Regions from separate parts of the Homo sapiens genome. Here region 2 is linked to region 1. Evidence: read pairs that join two places in POLR2A ChIA-PET (ENCODE). Cell type or tissue: A673. All regions are shown on one strand. Links, peaks and the distances in the headings refer to the core of each region. The heading gives the core; the rest is flanking DNA.

What was found. ChIA-PET counts read pairs that join two places held together with the same protein. Peaks named below come from ENCODE experiments on the same cell type or tissue, not always from the same donor. Only the 100,000 strongest peaks of a DNase experiment are listed, where the experiment ranks them.
Region 2: POLR2A ChIA-PET joins it to region 1 with 8 read pairs; 8 of 35 experiments call an interaction of 5 or more read pairs at or near these places.

Annotation. Positions count from the first base shown.
Region 1 is chr12:64,533,494-64,543,425 of GRCh38, reverse strand. It overlaps LOC105369803 (a long non-coding RNA gene), which reads left to right and starts at 6,246. Exons shown (of 4, transcript NR_188079.1): 1 at 6,246-6,480; 2 at 8,112-8,323; 3 at 9,773-9,932. It also overlaps a transcript of RASSF3 not described here. In A673, for the core only: no CTCF peak of the experiment used is centred there; no DNase peak of the experiment used is centred there.
Region 2 is chr12:64,460,528-64,463,027 of GRCh38, reverse strand. All of the region lies in intron 3 of TBK1 (TANK binding kinase 1), which reads right to left. Among named protein-coding and RNA genes, the nearest start is that of TBK1, 9.7 kb to the right of the region's middle. In A673, for the core only: no CTCF peak of the experiment used is centred there; a DNase peak (open chromatin) is centred at 1,187; H3K27ac peaks cover 1,029 bases.

The DNA of each region.
Region 1 (9,932 bases), core at 3,008-5,507:
GAGCCGGGGGGCGGGAAACTCAGGCATGGCTGGCTGCAGGTCCCGAGCCCTGCCCCGTGGGGAGGCAGCTAAGGCCCGGCGAGAAATCGAGCGCAGCGCTGGTGGGCCGGCACTGCTGTGGGACCCAAAGCACCCTCCGCAGCTGCTAGCCCGGGTGCTAAGCCCCTCACTGCCTGGGCGGGCGGCGCCGGCCGGCCACTCCAAGTGCGGGGCCCGCCACTCCAAGTGCGGGGCCCGCCACTCCAAGTGCGGGGCCCGCCACTCCAAGTGCGGGGCCCGCCACTCCAAGTGCGGGGCCCGCCACTCCAAGTGCGGGGCCCGCCACTCCAAGTGCGGGGCCCGCCACTCCAAGTGCGGGGCCCGCCACTCCAAGTGCGGGGCCCGCCACTCCAAGTGCGGGGCCCGCCACTCCAAGTGCGGGGCCCCGCCAAGCCCACGCCCACCCGGAACTCTATCTAGCTGGCGCGCAGCCCCGGTTCCCGCCCGTGCCTCTCCCTCCACACCTCCCTGCAGACTGAGGGAGCCGCCTCCGGCCTCGGCCATCCCAGGAAGGGGCTCCCACAGTGCAGCGGCGGGCTGAAGGGCTCTTCAAGTGGGGCCAGAGTGGGCACCGAGGCCGAGGAGGCGCCAAGAGCGAGCGAGGGCTGCCAGCATGCTGTCACCTCTCACCACCATGCCCTATTAATTTTTGTAGTTTTTGTAGAGATGAGGTTTTGCCATGTTGCTCAGGCTGGTCTTGAATTCCTGGCCTTAAGCAATCCACCCACCTCGGCCTCCCAAAGTGTTGGGATTACAGGCATGAGTCACTGTGCTTGGCCGAAAAAATAGCCTATCTTTTAAGAAGAACCTTGATGTGTCAGGAGAGGGGATGCTATAGTTGAGTCTGCAGAGGAGCAGGCATCACTGCCAGCTGTACCCCTTCCCTTCTGGTCTCTCAGCAAACCAGGAGAATAGAGTGAGAATGGATGTGCTGGCTGAAACCAGGTTGAGGATCTACTAGTTCTACCAGTTGAAGATCTTTGCTTTAACCAGTAAAACCTGACAGATTTCCCCAGCACAGTGTTCATGCTCAGGTTCTTTTGTTTTGTTTTTTTGAGGTGGGATCTTACTCTGTCACTTAGGCTGGATGGAGTACAGTGGCAGAATCTCAGCTTAATGCAACCTCCACCTCTGGGGCTTATGTGATCCTCCTGCCTCAGCCTCTTGAGTGGCTGGGTGAGTAGCTGGAACCACAGGCACATGCCACCACACCCAGCTAATTTATTTTTATTTTTATTTTTATTTTTTGTAGAGATGCGGGTCTCACCATGTTGCCCAGGTTGGTCTCAGACTCACGCTGAGGCTCTTCATCGGATTAAAAAAAAAGTCAACACACATTTACAGTTCATGTCCTATTTTCCGCAGCAGGAAGTATGTCTGTTAACAAGATTGCATCCTGAATGTGGCAAGTAATCAAGCAGATGAAAGCCTCATATCTTATGACAAATCTGTTGGATAAAACTACTGATATACTCTATCTTATTGTTTCTAAAATTATAACCCAAGATTAAGCTTCAGATGCAACAGGCGGCAAGGAGAGAAGCAATGGCAATGAATGAACCTGAGCTCGATCCTCTGAAGATACATACGTAAGCCATGGAGATAAAAAGACCATTCTATGGGGTATGAGTGATGGGAGTGACCGAAACGCACGATGTCCACAAGCACCAATAGTGCCTACCTGACTGTTCTTTTTGATTGAATATCTTACTTCAGAAGTCGGCATGCAGCTTGATACGTTCCCATTTTGTGGATAATCCAGATGTACCAGGTCTCGGCAGTGAGCATGACATATATATTTACCCTCTGAAAGAGAAAGCACGTTAGGTTCCCAGTTAGGTCTGTGTCGTTCTCTGTTCATCCAACAGGCCAAGGGAAATTGAACCCCCTCCCCTGCTCAAAAAGCCAGCATTCAACCTGGAATAATAAAAATGAGTTTGTGTGGGGCCCATCTGTTCACAAGGCAGAGCCATTTAACCTAGACTATCTTGGCCTCCTCTGAAATTCAATCACACTATCACTGAATATCTTTCACAAAGACAGGAGATTAGGCTACGATACATTTTTTTTCTTTTTGCAAGGTTTAAATTAAGACAACATTGGCCGGGCGCTGTGGCTCATGCCTGTAATCCCAGCACTTTGGGAGGGCAAGGCGGGCGGATCTATTGAGCCCAGGAGTTCAATACCAGCCTGGGCAACATGGCGAAACCCCATCTCTGTTAAAAATACAAAAATCAGCCAGATGTGGTGGTGGGTGCCTATAGTCCCAGCTACTTGGGAGGCTGAGGCAGGAGAATCCCTTGAACCTGGGAGGTGGAGGTTCCCAAGTGTAATCCCAAAGTGCTAGGATTACAGGCATGAGCCACCACACTGGCCTTACTTAGAAAAAAAAAAAATTCCAGCCTGGGCAACATGGCAAGACCCTATCTCTACAAAAAAAATACAAAAATTTGCCAGGTGTGGTGGCACACACCTGTAGTCCCAGCTACTTGGGAGGTTGAGTTGAGAGGATTGCTTGAGCCCAGAAGGTCGAGGCTGCAGTGAGCTTTGTTCAACCACTGCACTCCAGCCTGGGCAACAGACTGAGACCCTGTCACCAAACGCAGTGATGCAATCATAGCTTACTGCAGTCTTGACCTCCTAGGCTCAAGCGATCCTCCTGACTTGGCCTCCCAAAGTGTTGAGATTACAGGCATAAAACACCAGCACAGCCTCACCTATCAAATATTCAAAATTCATACATGTTGTAGCATATATCAGTTCTTCATTTCTTTTTACAGCTGAATAATATTCCTTTATATGAATGTAACACATTTTGTTTATTCTTTTATCTGTTGATGGCCATTTAGGCTGTTTCCCCTCTTTGGCTGTTATAAATAATAGCCAAACATTCATGGACAAGTTTTCCTGTGTACATAATGTTTTCCATTTTCTTGGATATATACCTTGGAGTAGGATTGCTGGGTCATATAGTAATTCTAAGTTTAACTTTTTGAGGAACTATCAAACTGTTTCCAAAGTAAGTATTTTTAAAACATTTACCTTAGCCACATTAAGACACATAAATAAGAGCTGCCACAATTTTATTCACCAGCAAATAGATTTCTCTCATCAAGAGTCTGGTAATGTAACCCACTGAAGACAGGTCTAACATAATGAAATTTTTAAGGAGCCGTCTTAAGAAAGAACTCCAATTGGCTTCAGTTGTAAACTTCACATCAGATACTACTTAAAATGAAGCCATTAGCCTGCCAACTATCTCATTGTTTCTAAAATTATAACACAGGGTTAAGCTTCAGATAAAACAGGCAGTAAGGAGAGAAGCAATGGCAATGAATGAATCTGAACTCAGTTCTCTGAAGATACGTATGTAAGCCATCGAGATAAAAAGACCATTCTATGGGCTATGAGTGATGGGACTGCCTGAAACCCACATGTCCACAATATTCTATCATACAGATAGACTATATTAACAGATTTAATAATAAAGTATATTAACTGATTTAATAATAAGTTTATTATTGGTCTATCTGTATGATGGAATATTGTGATCAGTAAATAATGTTGGAGAATAATAATATTTAATGGTATGAGAAATTTTTTTTTTCTTTTGAGACAAGGTCTCACTCTATTGCCCAGGGTGGAGTGCAGTGGGCAATCACAGCTTGCTGCAGCCTCAACCATCTGGGTTTAAGCAGTCCTCCCACCTCAGCCTCTGAAGTAGCTGTGACTACAGGCATATACTACCATGCTTGCCTAATTTTTGTATTTTTTGTAGAGATGGGGTTTCACCATGTTGCCTAGGCTGGTCTTGAACTCCTGGGCTCAAGTGATCCGCCCCCTTGGCCTCCCAAGGTGCTGGGACTACAGATATAAGCCACCGCACCCAGGCAAGAAATTGTTCATGAGAACAATCAAATTACAAAAGAGAAGATATGTTATGATTCTGCTATGGTTTGAATGTGTCCCCCAAATTTCATGTGTTGGAAACTTAATTCCCAAATTCATGCGTTGATAGTATTTGAAGGTAAGGCCTTTGGGAATTAATTAGGATTAGATGAGGCCATCAGGGTAGGGCCCCCATGATGAGACCGGTGGCTTTATAAGAAGAGTAAGAGACACCTGAGCTCACACACATGCTCCTGCCCCCTTGCCATGTGATGCCCTCTGCCATGTTATGATGCAGCAAGAAGGGCTTCACCAGATGCCCCTTGACCTAGAACTTACCAGCTTGAAGAACTGTAAGAAATAAATTCCTTTTATTTTTAAATTACTCTTTCTGTGGTATTCTGTTATAGCAATGCAAAACATACTAAGACAATTCCAATTTTTATTTTTATTGAGATGGAGTCTCATTCTGTCACCCAGGCTGGAGTGCAGTGGCATGATGTCGGCTCACTGCAACCTCCACCTCCCAGGTTCAAGTGATTCTCCTGACTCAGCCTCTTGAGTAGCAGGGATTATAGGCATGCACCACCAGGCCTGGCTAATTTTTTGGTATTTTTTAGTAGAGATGGAGTTTCACCGTTGGCCCAGGCTGGTCTCAAACTCCTGACTTCAAGTGATCCTCCCGTCTCAGCCTCCCAAAGTGCTAGGATTACAGGCATGAGCCATGGCACCCGGCCCCAATTTTTAAAAATATATACATAGAAAAAAGATAAGGATATATGCCAATGATCAATTCTGTTTGGTTGTTGAGATTACAGAGATTTTATGTTTTATTTGTGTTTTTTTTTGTGTGTTTTCTACAGAGCTCATGTAATTATTTTATAATCAGAACAATATTATTTATAAAGCATAATAGTCATGATGATGAGAATATTATAATTGTAAGAAATGGCACAGTTCTCAACTAAAAGGGTGGCAATTAGAGCTGAAGATGGAAAGTCAAATTTGAAAGATGCCTAAAAACTAGTGTTATGGGCTGAGTCGTGTGCCTCCAAATTTCAGATGTTGAAGTCCTAACCACTCGTACATCAACATGTGACTGTATTTGGAGACAGGGCATTTAAAGAGGTAGTTAAGATGTAATGAGGTCATGTGGATGGGCCCTAATCCAATATGACTAGTGCTCTTACAGGAAGAGGAAACTAAGGCCAGGCACAGCGGCTCATGCCTGCAATCTCAACCCTGTGGGAAGCTGACATGGGAGAATGACTTGAGGCCAGGAGTTTGAGACCAGCCTGGGCAACATAGGGAGGGATCCCATCTCTACAAAAAATAGAAAAATATTAGCTTAGCATGAGGTCACGCACCTGTAGTCCCAGCTACTTGGGAGGCTGAGGTGGGAGGATTGCTTGAGCCTGGGAGATTGAGGCTGCTGTGAGCTGTGATTATGCCACTGTACTCCAGCCTGGGTGACGGAGTGATCTTGTCTCAAAAAAAAAAAAAGAGGAGGCGAGTAGGACATAGACGACACACAGGCCAAGACGAAGAGGAGGCCATGTGAGGATGCAGCAAGAAGGTGGCCATCTGTAAGCCAAGAGGAAAGGTCTCAGAAGACACCAAACCTGCAGACATGTTGATTTTGGATTTCCAGACTCCAGAACTAGGAGAAGATGATTTTCTGTTGTTTAAACAACTCAGTCTGTGGTATTTTGTTATGGCAGCCTTAGAAAACAAAGACAGCTAGTATTGTCAGGATTTTGATATGGGAAGAGAGGACTCTAAAATGACTTCCAGGTCACCTTTCTCAAGGTAAAGACACTGATTGAGTTCTGGGTAAAGATTGAGTTCTGGGCAGTTTAAGCTTCAGATGCCAATGGAACTGAGCAGAGATGTTGAGTAAGAAGTTGGACGTGTGAGTCTTCAGGAGGGAGAGCTGAGATGGGGTTGGGAGATTGGGAGTTGTTTAGCTTATTAAGTTGTATGGGAAGTCAAGGGTGTGACTGAGAGCAGTCTGAGAGAGGGTGACCTATTTTTGGAAAGAGCACAGTTTGTGTGTCAGACACACTGGCTTTGAATTCTATCTCTACCTCTTTTTAGCTGTGAGACTTTGCACCCATTACTATCCTACTCAGAACCTCAACTTACTGTTTGTGAGACAGAGGGGATAGCAGGGGCCTCACGGGGTCTTAGGAGCTTTAAATGATGTACCACGTTAAGTTCTAGAATGTTCCAGAGTTGGAGTTTACACAAAGTGGCAGCTATTTCTATTTTAGTAAGAACTAGGGCAAGGAGAGAATACTGCTTCTGAAGAGGTGCTCAGAGGAAGGTGAGCATTGAGGGAGACTGAGAAGGAAAAGTCAGAGAGATAGGGGGAGAAATAGGCAAGAGTGTGGGGTAAGGAAGTCAAAATCCAAGAAGGCTTCAAGAAAACAATTGGTCAGCAATGTGATGTGCCGTAGAGAAGTCAAGAAGATGAGCACGGAATCCAGCACAGGAGATGTGGCCGTCAGGAAGTCTAGGGGCAAAGAGACCTCGCCTTGAAGTAAATGAGAGGTAAGGGAGTGGGTTTTAGGCGTAGGCCATTTCTTCAAGAAGTTTAACTCTGTTCTGCCAGGCAGTGGATGGAGTAATAGGACTGGATCTTGCCTGCAAAGAACAGAGATGTGACCACCAGCTATGTATTTTATTATTCAGTAAAACATAGACATGATATTGAAGGGAAAAGGGCACTGAATCCCTCACCTGCCTGCTCATCTTCTGTTTTCTACCCAAAATGGAACTAGAACTGAAATCCTATATAATTCCTTATTTAAATTCAAAATAGAATGGGATATATGATTCATTTCAATTCCTTATTCCATGTGCTTCTCCTTTGAAGACTATGCACCATTTTTTTTAAGTCCCAAGGCTCTCCTTTCTTATTTGAGAAATAGAATAAAGTTATTATGTTATTATTTATGTGTGTCTATGTGATAATAAAACCAACACAGACAAATTGAATTAGAGAGCTGTGTGCTGGTCAACAGTATTCTAAGAGGGAATTCACTAACAACACAGGAAACATTTATTCTTTTGATGCATTTTTGTTTCTCCATCATAATTATTTTTAACTTTTATCTCTACAATATCAGCCTACAGCAGACCCACTATTTTCTTCCATTAAAAACCTACTTTAAAAAAGTGAAAACAGGCTGGGCACGGTGGTTCATGCCTGTAATCCCAGCACTTTGGGAGGCCGAGGCGGGCAGATCACGAGGTCAGGAGATCGAGACCATCCTGGCTAACAAGTCACTACTAAGGTGAAACCCCATCTCTACTAAAAATACAAAAAAACTAGCTGGGCATGGTGGTGGGTGCCTATAGTCCCAGCTACTCGGGTAGCTGAGGCAGGGGAATGGCGTGAACCCAGGAGGCGGAGCTTGCAGTGAGCTGAGATTGTGCCACTGCACTCCAGCCTGGGCAACAGAGCAAGACTCCGTCTCAAAAAAAAAAAAAAAAAAAAAGTGAAAACAGGCTGGGTGCGGTGGTTCACACCTGTAATCCCAGCACTTTAGGAGGCCAGGGTGGGCGGATCACCTGAAGCTGGGAGTTTGAGACCAGCTTGACCAACATGGAGAAACCCTGTCTCTACTAAAAATACAAAATTAGGTGGGTGTGGTGGTGCATGCCTGTAATCCCAGCTACTCGGGAGGCTGGGGCAGGAGAATCACTGGAACCCGGAAGGCAAAGGTTGCAGTGACCCAAGATCATGCCATTGCACTCCAGCCTGGGCAATAAGAGCAAAACTCCGTCTAAAAAAAAAAAAAAAAGTGAAAACAAAACCTATGCATGTCCAGACACAGTGGCTCCTCATGCCTGTAATCCCAGCACTTTGGGAGGTCAAGGTGAGAGGATTGCTTGAGCCCAGGAGTTCGAGACCAGCTTGGGCAACATGGAGGGACCCTGTCTCTACAAAAAAATACAAAAAATTAGCTGATGTGGTGGCGTGTGCCTGTAGTTTCAGCTACTCAGGAGGCTGAGGTGGGAGGATCACTTGAGCCTGGGAAGTTGAGGCTGCAGTGTGCCATGATTGCACCACTGCACTCCAGCCTGGGCAACACAGCAAGACTGTGTCTCCAAAAAAGAAAAAAGGGGAGCTATTTATCCCTTATTGTAAATGTTGTTTATTTTGTTTTTTTTTTTAGAGACAGAGTCTCACTCCATCAACTAAGCTGGAGTGCAGTGGCATGATTGCAGCCCTGAACTCCTGGCATGAGCCACAGTGCTTGGCCATAAATGTAATTTTAATAGAATGGAATGCTCTTATATGGACCACCGATTTGCAGGATTAGCACTGACTCATAAGACTCAAAGGAACTTTGGACTGCCATCTATTGAATTTCATCTATATTAAAAGGTACTTTCCTTTTTTTTTTCATATAAACGTCTCTGAAATGAACATACATTTTATCATCAATGACACAGCATGCTGAAATTGACAGCATTTTCCTTAGTGGTACATAAAATGACGGTGTACGTCACAATAGATGGTGCCTTAGAGATGAGGAAATATGGTAATGCTATGCCTTACTACAAGGCAAGCTATTCTAGAAATACAACTACTTACTGGTGTTGTAAGAGCCTCTAGATAATGGTAGTAAGATGGTCACGTGGCAAACACACAGCCTGGCAACATTTTCCATAGCTTAGCATGAAGACAGGCATCTCGCTATCCACAAACAAGCAGGTCATGGCTTAAGATCAGGTAGAATTCCTCTCCAAGTCCATTCCACCCCTTCCCACCCTAAAAATACCATTGTCTCTCTCTGTCTCTCTATTCTCTCTTTCTCTCTCATACACACACATATACCTGCTCCTTGTGAGCTTCCTCCTTCCTACTACCAGCCTTGCAGAGGTCCTTACTAGCCTTGGGGTTGCTCATTTATCAGCCACTGGTGAGAGTAAAGTGGGAAATCCCCTCTTTTACTTAATATTTGATTTATTTTATTATTCTATTTTATTTTTGAGACAGTATCTCACTCTGTTACCCAGGCTAGAGTGCAGTGGCACGATCATAGCTCACTGCAGCCTCAAATTCCTGGGCTCAAGCGATCTTCTCACCTCAGCCTCCCGAGTAGCTGGGACCTTAAGCACACACCACCATGACTGGCTAGTTTTTTGTTATTGTTGTTAGTGTCGTTGTTGTAGAAATGGGGTCTCCCTATGTTGCCCAGGCTGTCTTTTCTTTTATATTTTTAGAGACAGAGTTTTGCTCTGTTGCCCAGGCTGGTTGTGCAGTGGTGCAATGATAGCTCACCACAGTCTTGAACTCCTGGGCTCAAGCAATCTTCCTGCCTCAGTCTTCCAAGTGGCTGAGACTACAGGTGCCCACCACCACACCCAGCTAATTAAAACAAAATTTTTTTAGAGATGGGGTCTTGCTATGTTCCCCAGGCTGGTCTCAAACTCCTGGGCTCAAGCAATCCTCCTACCTTGGCCTCCCAAAGTGCTAGGATTACAGGCATGAGCCACATTGTCCCGCCTTGATATTTAATTTCTGTTAAAGCTTTACTTAGATTTTGTTAATAATAAAGATCTACCCATTTCCCGAAGCCGCAGGAAGCCCCAAGCTCTACCAAGCATTTTATAGGTGCACTGCTGTTACCTGGGCACCTCCCACAATTCTCCTTCCAGGACTGCAAGCCTGCATGCATTTTCTGTTGCTTCCTGAGAAAGACCTGGGAGCCATGGCTTTAGCCTGAAAGTTCTTGAGTCTTTTTAGGAAGAATCTGAACTGCAAAACACTTGTCCTTTATATTTATAACTGGTCAAAATAACGCTGGAGTTAATGTTACATCTGTTACAGAAAATGAAACCTCCTGAGCTGTCCGGTAATAGAAAGAAGCTGCAGAACCCTGTTGTCTTCATCTTTTGTTTAACTCATGCAACATTTGAAAGCACGTTTGCCTACAAGAAATAAAACTTAAGTTGTGAAATGGCTTATTAATGAACTCAGATGACAAGAA
Region 2 (2,500 bases), core at 1-2,500, 77 kb after region 1:
TTTTTCTTATGATGACTACTGTTACTTCAAGGAATGGAGTCCTATCCTTAAAAATAAATGGGTAGCAGAACAGCTGAGTGGTCCCTCTTGCAGCAAAGCTCCAGTCTGCTCATTTGCATCTGAGATGCTGATTTGTTTTAAACCTTAATTTTAATGTACCATTGATTATAATGCTTCATCAATTTAATAACAGCATTACGGGGAAAAAGAAATACCATCAAATTATATATACACAATGATTATAAGATGCATGACAATTTCAGAATCTGAAAATCTGAATGAGTCTTAAAATCTACTATTCATCTCCAACTTTTTATCCTTTGTTTCTTTTCTAATTTTTTTCTACATATCTCCAAAACACTTTTATAAAATATTTTAAATTACTCTCTGGCAGTCATTTCAAAAAAGAGAGAGAAATAATCATAGTAGAAAAAAAAAACTGTTGCTTTTAAATGATAATGTATGTTGATTGTTGAAAATTTGGGAAGTATACATAATTCCATTACCTGGAGATAATGAATTAATATTTTGGCGTATTTTCTTTCAGTCTTTTTTCTATGGATGAAATAATGTCATAGATACATAATGCTGTTTGCATATTACACTGTATATGTTAAGATCATACTACATATATATTTTTAATCCTGATTCTTCTCACATAACATCATATATAAGGTGTTCCAAGAAGATTAAAATTTTGGTAAATATCTCTTTTCATTACCACTTAACTATTGTGTGGTAAAAAATTAACTTTACCCAAAGAGAAGTCAGGCTTTGCCCTTGGCTACTGGACAGTGATCTCTGGCCCCTAAAATGTCCTATCTGAAAGAACAAGACTTCTGTCTTTGTTCCTCTGGGGGCTTTGGCCACTGGAGAGTCTCACAGCATGATTTAGGATGGGGGCTTAATGGAGACTAAAGGAATTACCCCAAACTTCTGGAAGGAGCTGGGGACTAAAGGTCAGCAATACAGGCAATAAATGATCCAGCCTCAGTAAAAACCCTGGACACCAAAGGCTTGGGTGAGCTTCCCTGACTGGCAATACTTCATGCATACTGTCATACATCAATGCTGAGAGAGTAATGTGTCCCTCAGGACAAAGAAGCTTCAAGATTGGAACCCTCCCACATTCCACGCTTTGTGTCTCTTCCTCTGGCTGGTTCTAATTTCTATCTTTTTGCTACAATAAAACTGTAATTATAAGTATAGCACTCTCCTCAGTTTTGTGAGTCATTTCTACATTCCAGCAAATTACCAAACCTGAGTGTCATGGGCAACCCCCACATTTGTAGCCGGCTGGGATGATGTGAGGGTAATCTTGTGGGAACTGTTCTCTCTGTGCAGTTTGCCAAACTCCTTTGCAATTGGTATCAAAAGTCTTGAGCAGACTTGGCAGTGTGGAAGGCTATGCTCTTAATCTTGAGTTTGGCTAATTCCAGGTAACTATCTGCCACACATTCTAATTTATTCAACTTATTTAACCATTCTTTATTATAAACAGGATGCCAATTAACATCTTCATGCATAAAATTATATTTCTGATTACTTCCTAAGAAATAATCACTAAAAATAAAATCACTCGGATAAAGAGTATAAACTACATTTTTTCCCAAAGATTTTATTGATTGCTCATGTTTAAAGGGATTAAAATAATTTCTATTTCCATTATTTCTAGATTACTTTTCCTAATGACATTCTTAATTCCACTATTTCCCCTTAAAAAAATCAATTCTTTTATAATTGGACTTCATATCTTAAACTGTAGGACTCTTGAAATTTTTATTCATGAAATACAAAATTTTTATTTTTTTAAAGTTCGATTTTTTCTTTTTATAATTATTTTTTCTCTTTATAATTATTAGATTTAACTTGTTACCTTTCTTTTTCTAGTAATAATACTGGTAACCATATTCAATACCCTTTTATTTCCTTCTTTCTTTTTTTTTTTGAGACAGGGTCTCACTCCATCACCCATGCTAGAGTACAGTGGCACAATATGGTTCACCATAGCCTTGACCTCTCAGGCTCAGGTGATCCTCCCACTTCAGCCTCCTGAGTAGCTGGAACTACAGGCGTACACCTCCATGCATGGCAAATTTTTGTATTTTTTACAGAGACAGGGTTTTGCCATGTTGCCCAGGCTGTTCTTGAATTCCTGAGCTCAAATGATCCTTTCTTTTTTTTTTTTTTTTTTTGAGATGGAGTCTCCCTCTGTTGCCAGGCTGGAGTGCAGTGGTGCGATCTCAGCTCACTGTGACCTCTGCCTCCTGGGTTCAAGCAATTCTCCTGTCTCAGCCTCCCAAGTAGCTGGAACTACAGGTGCGCACCACCATGCCAAGCTAATTTTTGTATTTTTAGTAGAGACGGGGTTTCACCACATTGGCCAGGCTGGTCTCAATCTCTTGACCGCATGATCTACCTGCCTCGGTCTCCCAAAGTGCTGGGATTATAGGTGTGAGCCACTGCACCCAGCCGCAGCCGGCCGCCCCCTTTTATTTCT